Regions from separate parts of the Mus musculus genome. Here region 1 is linked to region 2. A link is a loop called in an ENCODE intact Hi-C map of the cell type or tissue named here. Cell type or tissue: heart. All regions are shown on one strand. Each heading gives the region's core, and the rest is flanking DNA. Links, peaks and the distances in the headings are about the cores only. Region 1 has its middle 12 kb from the start of Gm52732. Region 2 overlaps Tgfbr1 (transforming growth factor, beta receptor I).

What was found. A loop is a pair of places that touch in the nucleus more often than their neighbours do. Peaks named below come from ENCODE experiments on the same cell type or tissue, not always from the same donor. Only the 100,000 strongest peaks of a DNase experiment are listed, where the experiment ranks them.
Region 1: it touches region 2 in a loop (2.3-fold over the local background); 2 of 42 quality-filtered maps call a loop at or near these places.

Annotation. Positions count from the first base shown.
Region 1 is chr4:47,313,374-47,317,769 of GRCm38, forward strand. No RefSeq gene overlaps it. Among named protein-coding and RNA genes, the nearest start is that of Gm52732, 12 kb to the left of the region's middle. In heart, for the core only: no CTCF peak of the experiment used is centred there; DNase peaks (open chromatin) are centred at 852, 2,338 and 3,288; H3K27ac peaks cover 327 bases.
Region 2 is chr4:47,397,951-47,402,346 of GRCm38, forward strand. The region is part of intron 4 of Tgfbr1 (transforming growth factor, beta receptor I); the gene reads left to right. Among named protein-coding and RNA genes, the nearest start is that of Gm32435, 26 kb to the left of the region's middle. In heart, for the core only: a CTCF peak has its summit at 2,094 (motif pointing left); no DNase peak of the experiment used is centred there; H3K27ac peaks cover 566 bases.

The DNA of each region.
Region 1 (4,396 bases), core at 314-4,313, 84 kb before region 2:
AAGGAGAACGGGATAGACACACTCAGTGAACAGGATAGACACACTCTCAGTGAACAGGATAGACACTCTCAGTGAACGGGATAGACTCAGTGAACGGGATAGACACACTCTCAGTGAACGGGATAGACACACTCAGTGAACGGGATAGACACACTCAGTGAACGGGATAGACACACTCAGTGAACGGGATAGACACACTCTCAGTGAACAGGATAGACACTCTCAGTGAACGGGATAGACACACTCAGTGAACGGGATAGACACACTCTCAGTGAATGGGATAGACACACTCAGTGAACGGGATAGACACACTCAGTGAACGGGATAGACACACTCAGTGAACAGGATAGACACACTCAGTATCTGCTTCACTCAGTAAAAGTTTATCATCGGTAAACGAGGTCCCCAGCTCTGCAAAGTGGGTACATTCTAAACCTCTACTTTACAAATGAAGAAAAAATGCAAGTGGAGGCTCGGCTCCTTCCTGGGTCCAGTCATGTGGCTGGCACGTGCAGGGCTGGCTTCAGGCTCAGGCCCAAAGTCCTCTCAAGGCACCACTGGATATGGATGCCTGTTGGTTCCATCTCCACTCCAAGTGCATGATTCTGGAAACATCATCAGTAGGCAAGAAGCATGCTGAGCTATTTCTTCCCATTCAGTGGGGACTGGCCCAGAAAGTCATCGGAGTGACTGCATCCTCCTAAGTCCTTGAAGTAGGAAGGAAATTCAGAACAAAACCAAAACAATATAAAACAAAACAACCCAGACCGTCCACTTCAAAATCCACAGCAGGAAGAGCATAGAATCTTTCTAATGAGTCAGAAACAGAAATGGCTACAGGGGAAAGTCCCAGTGGTAGATGGCTGGGGACAGATCCAGTGCTAAGTTACAGGTGGGGAGTTCTTGGCATGGGCACAGTGGCACGAGGAAGAGGACAGGAGGGTGCTGAGTCAGGAAGTATAGATGTCACCCACACCAGTCAGAGCCCACCAGAACAGAGACCATAGAAAGGACACGGTGGAGCAGAGCTGAGGGAAGCCAGGAAGAGAGATGCCCACTTCTCCTGACCCTAGGAGAGGGTGGTGAGACTTTCCCCCTCTGCATGCCCTGGAGGACCTACGTTCACAGACAAGAGTCAACTACAGCTACGTGCACTCTGACCAATCATTCCAATCCTGTGCTTGGCATTCAAGAGACTTCACTGAGTGTTTGCCTTGCTAATCTTTCCTGTCCCATGCCAAAATCTACCTGTCTGGTCTTTCACAGGGTCTCTTAGGCAAACCACATAGACTCTTCTGATGGGCCACGTCATGTCCTGTACCATCTTAGCAAAGCCTTAATCATTGTCTCTTCCTTCCCACAACACTGCTGTGACATCCCCTAGGCTGACATACCTGGTGTCATACCCCTCTCACTGGCTACCTGGCATACTTCACACCTGAAATATAACACTCAGCTAGCTAAAACATAGTGGCTGAAGGGTCTCCAAGCCTTCACTACGCATTGGCCTGGACGACTTGGGGGTACTAGAAGGCTGTTAAGCCAACCCTCACCCAGGCCAAACACAGGAAGGAATATGTAGGTATGTATGGCTATAACCTCTATAAGCTGGAGGGCTTTGAGGGTGCTCTGTGTCTGTATCAAAGACCTTCAGGTCTTAAGCTTGTGGCTTCAACCTTCCTGGATCTTCCATCCAGCAATATAACCAGAGCAAGAGAAACGGCTGCCAACCCACGTAGGAGAGGGGGCCGATCTTATGAGGACAACAGCTTGGGAAGAACAGAATAGCAAATGAGCGGAGCAGCTCAGGGGGTGGGAAGGTAGGGGTGGGGATGGCGGTGGGAGGGTGTGCGGGTATGGGTGGGGATGTGGGGTGGTGGTGGTGGTGGGGAAGAGTCTGGTGTGACTCCATGATATGGCCTGAAACAGACCTGGTAAGATGAAAAAACTGGGTCACAGGAACTACCCTCAGGTCTCCAGTGTCCTCTGGATCCCTTGGCTGAGGGCTGTCATCTGTACGTGAACAGGATAGAAGCAGAATTGTGGGAACTGTCAACAGCCTAGTATCGTGGCTGAGTATTAGTTAAGGTTCAGAAAAATAAAGAGTAAAAATAAAAAGAGGAATGAGTTTGTTCATGAGAACAAGAAGTGGGACAGGAGTACAGACTTAATGTGGTAATGTCACACTTGGGTTAAGGTCATCTTCCCATCTGGCTGTCTGGCTGGCAGGCTGACTTCTGCTTTTCTCTGTGTATGTCTCCTTCCTTTCAACCAAAGACAAGCTGCCTTCGTGGGTCAGGGTGCAGACAGCTTCAGACCTGCATTGCTCTCTGTTAACCAAGAGCTCACACCCACAGAGGGAAGGGGAGGCTTCCTCTCCCCATGGGGGTTACGTCAGTTCCTAAAAATGACCACCACTGGCCTCACTTGAGTTGTGTGTCCAGTGTCCAGGGCTGTGATGGGCAGCCTCACCAGAGAGGAGACTTGCAGGAGAAAACAAAACTTCCTCCATCCAAAATGCCTAAGGTCTCTGAAATGACCAGAACACTGAAAAGATTAAAACACAGATTCATCCTGGCCAGCAAGAGGGATGGGATGGTGTGGGCAGGCAGGCAGAAGTGAGCTCACGTCAGCTTGGAGTTCTACAGTAAAGCATCTAAACTTTATCTTACAATGAATGGGCAGGCACATCGGGAAGATCTGAAGCGCTGGATGGGATTGGCTCTGGGTTGGTTAGTTTGCTCATTCACTCAGAAGTCTCTGGGATACTCATCTTTTTTCTCCTGATCATGTTTCATTGTGGAGACACAAACATAAATAAATGGTGGCTCCTTTTTCAAGTCCACCAACCCCTTCCATTTTTTTTTAAATCATTTTTAAGTTTCCTTTCTCCAACTCCTTTCATGACCCCTTCCAATTCCTGGCCTCCTCCTCTTTAACTGTTATCCTGTGCATAAATATATAAATACAACCTGACCAAGACAACTCTAAATGCCACAGACTGTTCTGAATTCCATGCACATCCCTCGGCACTCAGGAACTCTCCAGTCAAGACAAATGCATTGTCCCAGTCTCCCTTAACCTAGTAGCAAGAGAGAGACTTTTCCAGCTGCTTCTGAGCTCTGAGTCACCAGGAAAGCACTGAGTCTCTTCAAAGCCTTTTCTAGCCAGTAATAGGTTTCCCTGTCTTGACTTCTGTCGGGTCCTCTAATTCGTGTGGCAGTCAAATGCTGGAGAGTTCTTTGCCTCTGAATTTTGGCTCTGCCGCTTGCTGTCCACGTCATCACTGGCGAGTTTTCCAAGTCAAGCTGAGCATCATCCCTGCATTTAATCCTTCCCTGCAACTAACTCAGTGTTTTCCTTTGACAAATAGGGAATCACTGAAAGTGCTCCTCATTGGATGAGCTTACTTGTAGTGTTGGAAGTGATGTTTTAGCACTTCGGTGTGCCTGCCATTCTTCGCCTGGCCAGGTGTAACCAGGAGGAGCCGAGCTTTCTTCCCCATGCTGTGCTAGATGCTATCTCCCAATCCACATAGCTTTTCCAGCCATCTTCAAGCCCAGGACTGATTCCCCATGTCCTCCCTGGTACAACCCTGACTGTTGCTAGTGAGTATCCGCTTTCCCCACATACTCTGGCTGCCCTGCTTTCCACTCCTTTTTCCAAACTCTGGCAACTAAAATGCTTTTTATCATCTTACTTAGTAAGAGCTCAGTCCTGAGACTAGGGGTAGATCCCTTTGGGTTAGCAGGGACACAGTGTGAAGTAGACTTCCTATCTCCTGCATGAGCCTGGCCAGTGTGCCGAGTTCTAAAAAGGACCCAGAACTCTGGTATAAAGAAACTTCTTTTTTCTTCTTTTAGGCTTGCTCTCCCTCTCAGTGAATGACACAACCATCTAACAGGGCCTGAATGGCTGATTATTTAGTCATTCACTCAAGAAATATTTGTGTTATTTTTACGTGGTGCAAAAACAATTGTATATACATTTGATGTGTTTGTAGTGTGTGTGACATGAGTAGAGCGAGGGTCAGATCAGGGTGATGACATTCACATCTCCTCAGACACTCACTATCTCTTTGTGTTGCAAATGTTCACACTTCTCTTTGCTAGCTATTTCGTTCAGCAATTATTGATTGACTGTCCCATCAGCAGTTATAACATCCAGAAACACTAAGTGTTTGGAACTTCAATGTTATTTATGGCTTAAGTCCAAAAAGTTCCCCCACAGGCTCAAGATCTAAATGCTTGGTCCCCAGCCTGTGGCACTGTTTTTGAAGGTTGTGGAACCTTTAGGAGGTGGGGCCTGGCTGGCTGAAGGAGGTCACTGGAGGGTTGGCCTTTGAAGGTTATGTCTGCCCATGAGCCATGTGAACAGCCTCTGCCTCAAGCTCCTG
Region 2 (4,396 bases), core at 230-4,229:
ATTCAGAGAACCCTTGCTCCTGCTGTTGGGGACCAAGCTGCTCTTCCGCTACATATGTTCAGCAGGCCTAGGTCCAGCCCATGCTAGCTCTTTGGTTGTGATTCAGTGTCTGGGAGTCCCCAGGGGTCCAGGTTAGTTGACACTGTTGGTCTTCCTGTGGAGTCTCTATCTCCTTTGGGTCCTTCAGTTCTTCTCCCACCTCTTCCATAAGACTCCCTGAGCTCCATCTAATGCTCCGCTGTCGATCTCTGCATTTCTTTCCATTGGCTGCTTGGTAGAGCCTCTCAGAGGACAGTTATGCTAGGTTACTGTCTGTAAGCACAACAGAGTATCATTGACAAAATAGCCTTATTTTTGAGGAAAATAACAATAACTTGCCAGTGTATTGTGTTCTGATCTGGCAGGAGTTAAATACTTCCTCATTTCTGTAAGGAAGTACAAGTAAACCTGAGAAGGAGTTTCTCCTAAATTGCCTTGCTGCTAGAGCCACGTGAACACTACAGACAATGTCTTGAAAGTATGAGATAAGGTCAGGGCACAACACGCTCAAGAAGCATGGATGCTGCAGGTGACTGACTGCCAACAGTGACCTTAGACCCTGCTTCTTCTTTTTGGCTTCTGTTAATACCTTTATGCCACAGTGTTCCTCTTCTGATATCTGTTGTGAACTTACATTGTGACTCAACTTTTGCCACCCTAATCAAATAAACATATCTCCTGCCTTCCTATTAAAAACGAACAGTGAGGGGCTGGAGAGATGGCTCAGAGGTTAAAAGCGTTGGCTGTTCTTCCAGAGAACCTGGGTTCAGCACCCATGTAGCAGCTTACCACTGTTTGTAACTCTAGCGCCAGGGTTCTGACACCTTCACACAGACACACATGCAGGCAAAGCACCAATGTACATAAAATAAAAATAAATAAATCACTAGAAAAATAGCAACAAAAATCACAACAAGTGTCATTTGTGGCTTGGTGAGAGAGGCTTGCAGTGGCCATCTTTCCCTTTTCTAATGTCAGGTGGTTACTCCTTTTTCTTTTTTCTTTTTGGCTTCTCAGTATTTTCAAGTTTATAGTATACCATTAGATTTAGAGGCTCTATTAGTTAACATCTCATTACTATGACAAAATACCTTTGGGAAGGAAGGGTTTCTTTTGTTTCCTATCTGAAGGGATCATGATGGAAGGCATGGTGACAGACTGTAGCCTGAGGCTGGTCACACTGCATCTGCAGTCATAGGGGCAGCCATGAAGTAGTGCTATCCATCTTAAGGGTGAGTCTTCTCACCTCATTTAAACTTCTCTGAACAACCCTCACAGTCACACCTAGAGGTTTGTCTCTGAAACATCCTAAATTGCAGTCAAGTTAACAGTTAAGATTACCCATTCCAAAGGCTGAGGCCGATCGGTTTTGTTGGTTTCATAAGTAGACACTAGCTGTGTTGTGAACTTAAGCTGTCTCATTAGGACTCTTATGTGTGATTGTGGGAGGAACAGTAATGGGTGGTAGGTAGTGATTATCAGTGGCTCCTAACAATTCAGTATCTAATTTAAAAACAAGCAAAGTAGTAATCACAGTCTGTCTCCTTGGCTCTTACTTTCTTCTGTTTTGACACTAGGTATCTCTCCCTCTTCCAACTGTTGAAATAACATTTTTTCTTAGTATATTGTTTCTCTTTCTCTCTCTCTCTCTCTCTCTCTCTCTCTCTCTCTCTCTCAATCTCTCTCAATCTCTCGATGGCCACAACTGGCATTGAGCTCATGATCTTCCTCACTCCATGTCCCAGTGGTGAGGTTTCAGTGTGCCGCTATACTAGCCTACTCTTATTTCCTACTATTTTCTTATTTTCTTATTCTTATTCTGATTGATGTGTAAGAAAGCTCTGATTCTACAATAGTAATTGTTCACTAAAAGGGCTTACCCAGATTTGTGATTTCAAATTCTACAATGGTGGTGACTCATTTGCATTTGAATTTTAAACCTCTTTCAGGCTTCTATTAGGCATGTTTCAAGTTACAACCCACAAGTGCAAACCACTGAACCTGTTGTGCCCTGAAGTGCCATTTGTTCAAACTGCAGTCAAGTGGATGCTGTCATCTGGTGGTCACAATGGGAACTAACTGACCTTACTACTGTTTTCTTTATTAGGTGTACCAGGCAGAACCTAGGCTTTCCATCCCACTTCTCTTTTTCTTCATCTTCATCCTCTTGATTTGGTTACCTTTGCCTAGGCCAGCCTTAAACAAAAATAGATAGGTAGGTAGGTAGGTAGGTAGGTAGGTAGATAGATAGATAGATAGATAGATAGATAGATAGATAGATAGATAGATAGATAGATTGTTAACTATAGGTATGTGAGTATATCTGCATGCAGGTATGTGTGATTGAGTACTGGTGCCCAAAGAGGCCAGACGTATAGGTTCTCCTGGGCTGGTATTGTAGGCAGTTGTGAGCCTGATACGTGTTCTAGGAACTGAACTCTGCTCTCCTTATGGCCAGTATTGGTTCTTAAATGCTGAGTCATCATTTAAGTCCGTTATGCAGCTCTCTCTGTATGAGCAATCTCTTCCTTCTTCCTCTCTTCTTAGATACTTCAGGAAATCTCCCTTTCCTGTCGTGTTCTCTAGCTGTTGTGCTTTTGAATCTTTCAGAACACAGTTATGGTTTACAGATAAGAATGTGAGCTAGTGGTGTACACATACCAAGAAAAGAACTTTAGAGATGCATGAAGAACAGTTGAGAAAAGAAAAGAAAAAAACTACAACAAACATAAACAAGCCAAAAAAACAAAAGAAAACCAACCCCTAGAATCACTAATCTCTTGTTCTTATGCCTAGCACTGATGTATAAGGACTGTGCGCTAACTGGTTGTGCAACTGGAGTTCCATCTCTTGAGTTCTTTTGGCAGAACAAGAAATACTTTGCATGGGGCTAAAGAGAAGACTCAATGACTAAAAACACTCAATGTTCTAGAGAGCCCAGGTTCAACTCTAAGCACCTGCATGGTGGCTTTCAACAGTCTCTATGTAACTTCAATTCCAGGGGATATATTGCTCTTTTCTGGCCTCCCTGAACACCAGACACACAAGTGGTAATTTTGCCATACATGCAGGCAAAATACTTGAACATAAAATTAAAAAGAAAGAAAGGACTCTTCCCAGAGTATGAAGCCCTATTATTTTTGACACCCTCCTCTCCCCCAACCCCCACCCCCGTTTTTTTGTTAGGTTTTGGTTTTGGGTTTTTGCTTTTCTCCCAAGATAGGGTTTCTCTATGTAGCTCTGGATGTTCTGTAACTCACTCTAGAATAGACTGGCCTCCTGCCTCTGTCTCCCAAGTGTTGGGATTAAAGGTACATGCCAACAAAATATAGATCTCATTTATATTTCCTTTTTTTTCCCTTTTGTCTGTAGCTGTAGGGAACATCACATTTTAAATTTTCATATGGCAAACATTGTATTACCTACTTTAAAAAGAAATATAGTTCTGTATTCTCTTTAAATATCTTAAGAGTCTTCAAAGTAAGTTGTTCTTGTATAAAAGAAGAAACATAGGCCCATTCAAAAATATGTCTGAGTCCATGTAATCAATAACACACAGACCCTGGGTTCCTGCCTGGGTCAGTATAACTTGTTTTAGTTATGTTTTTCTATTACTGGGGTAAAACACTATGACTAAAAGCAAGTTGGAGACATAAACATTTATTTCAGCTTACATTCTCAGTCATAGTTCATTTCAAAGGAAGTCAAAGCAGGAATTGGAGGCAGGAACTAAAGCAGAGACCATGAATGGACAATTTTTATTGCTCCCCCCACCCCCGACTCCCTCTGGCTGGCTCAGGTTGCTTTATTTTAGCACCCAGGACCACCAGTGTAGAGGTGGCATTTCCCACAATGAGTACTCCCCATGGTTTATTAATCAAAAAAGTACACCCCAGGCATGTCCATAGACCACTTTAGTGGGGACATTTTCTTTGTTGAGTTTCCTTGCTTCCTAATGACTCTAGCATGTGTCAGGCTGACATAAAACTAGCCAGTACATGACTTAGGGTGTATATTTTATTGAATTGTGTTGTTTCTTGTTTTCCCATCTACTTCAAAGTTAAATTGCATTTACTGAACCAGTGTAGCCTAGGAGCCTGCCAACCTTAATGTTACATTTCAGATGCATGTATCAGTTTACCAAGGAACTCTTAGCACCCACATTTCAAGTTGTTTAGGTTCCAAATCACCTTGTACAGTGAGGTTCAGTCCTAGTCTCTTTAGCCTTCTCTTTCAACACTTTAGTTCCTGTTTTAGCATCAGAGGTTTTTCTGAGAGAGCAGCATTGAAATTATGATCATCTTGTCTGGCATCTTTGAGAACTGTACAGTCTGTCACTGAAGCTTGTCAGTTCTCA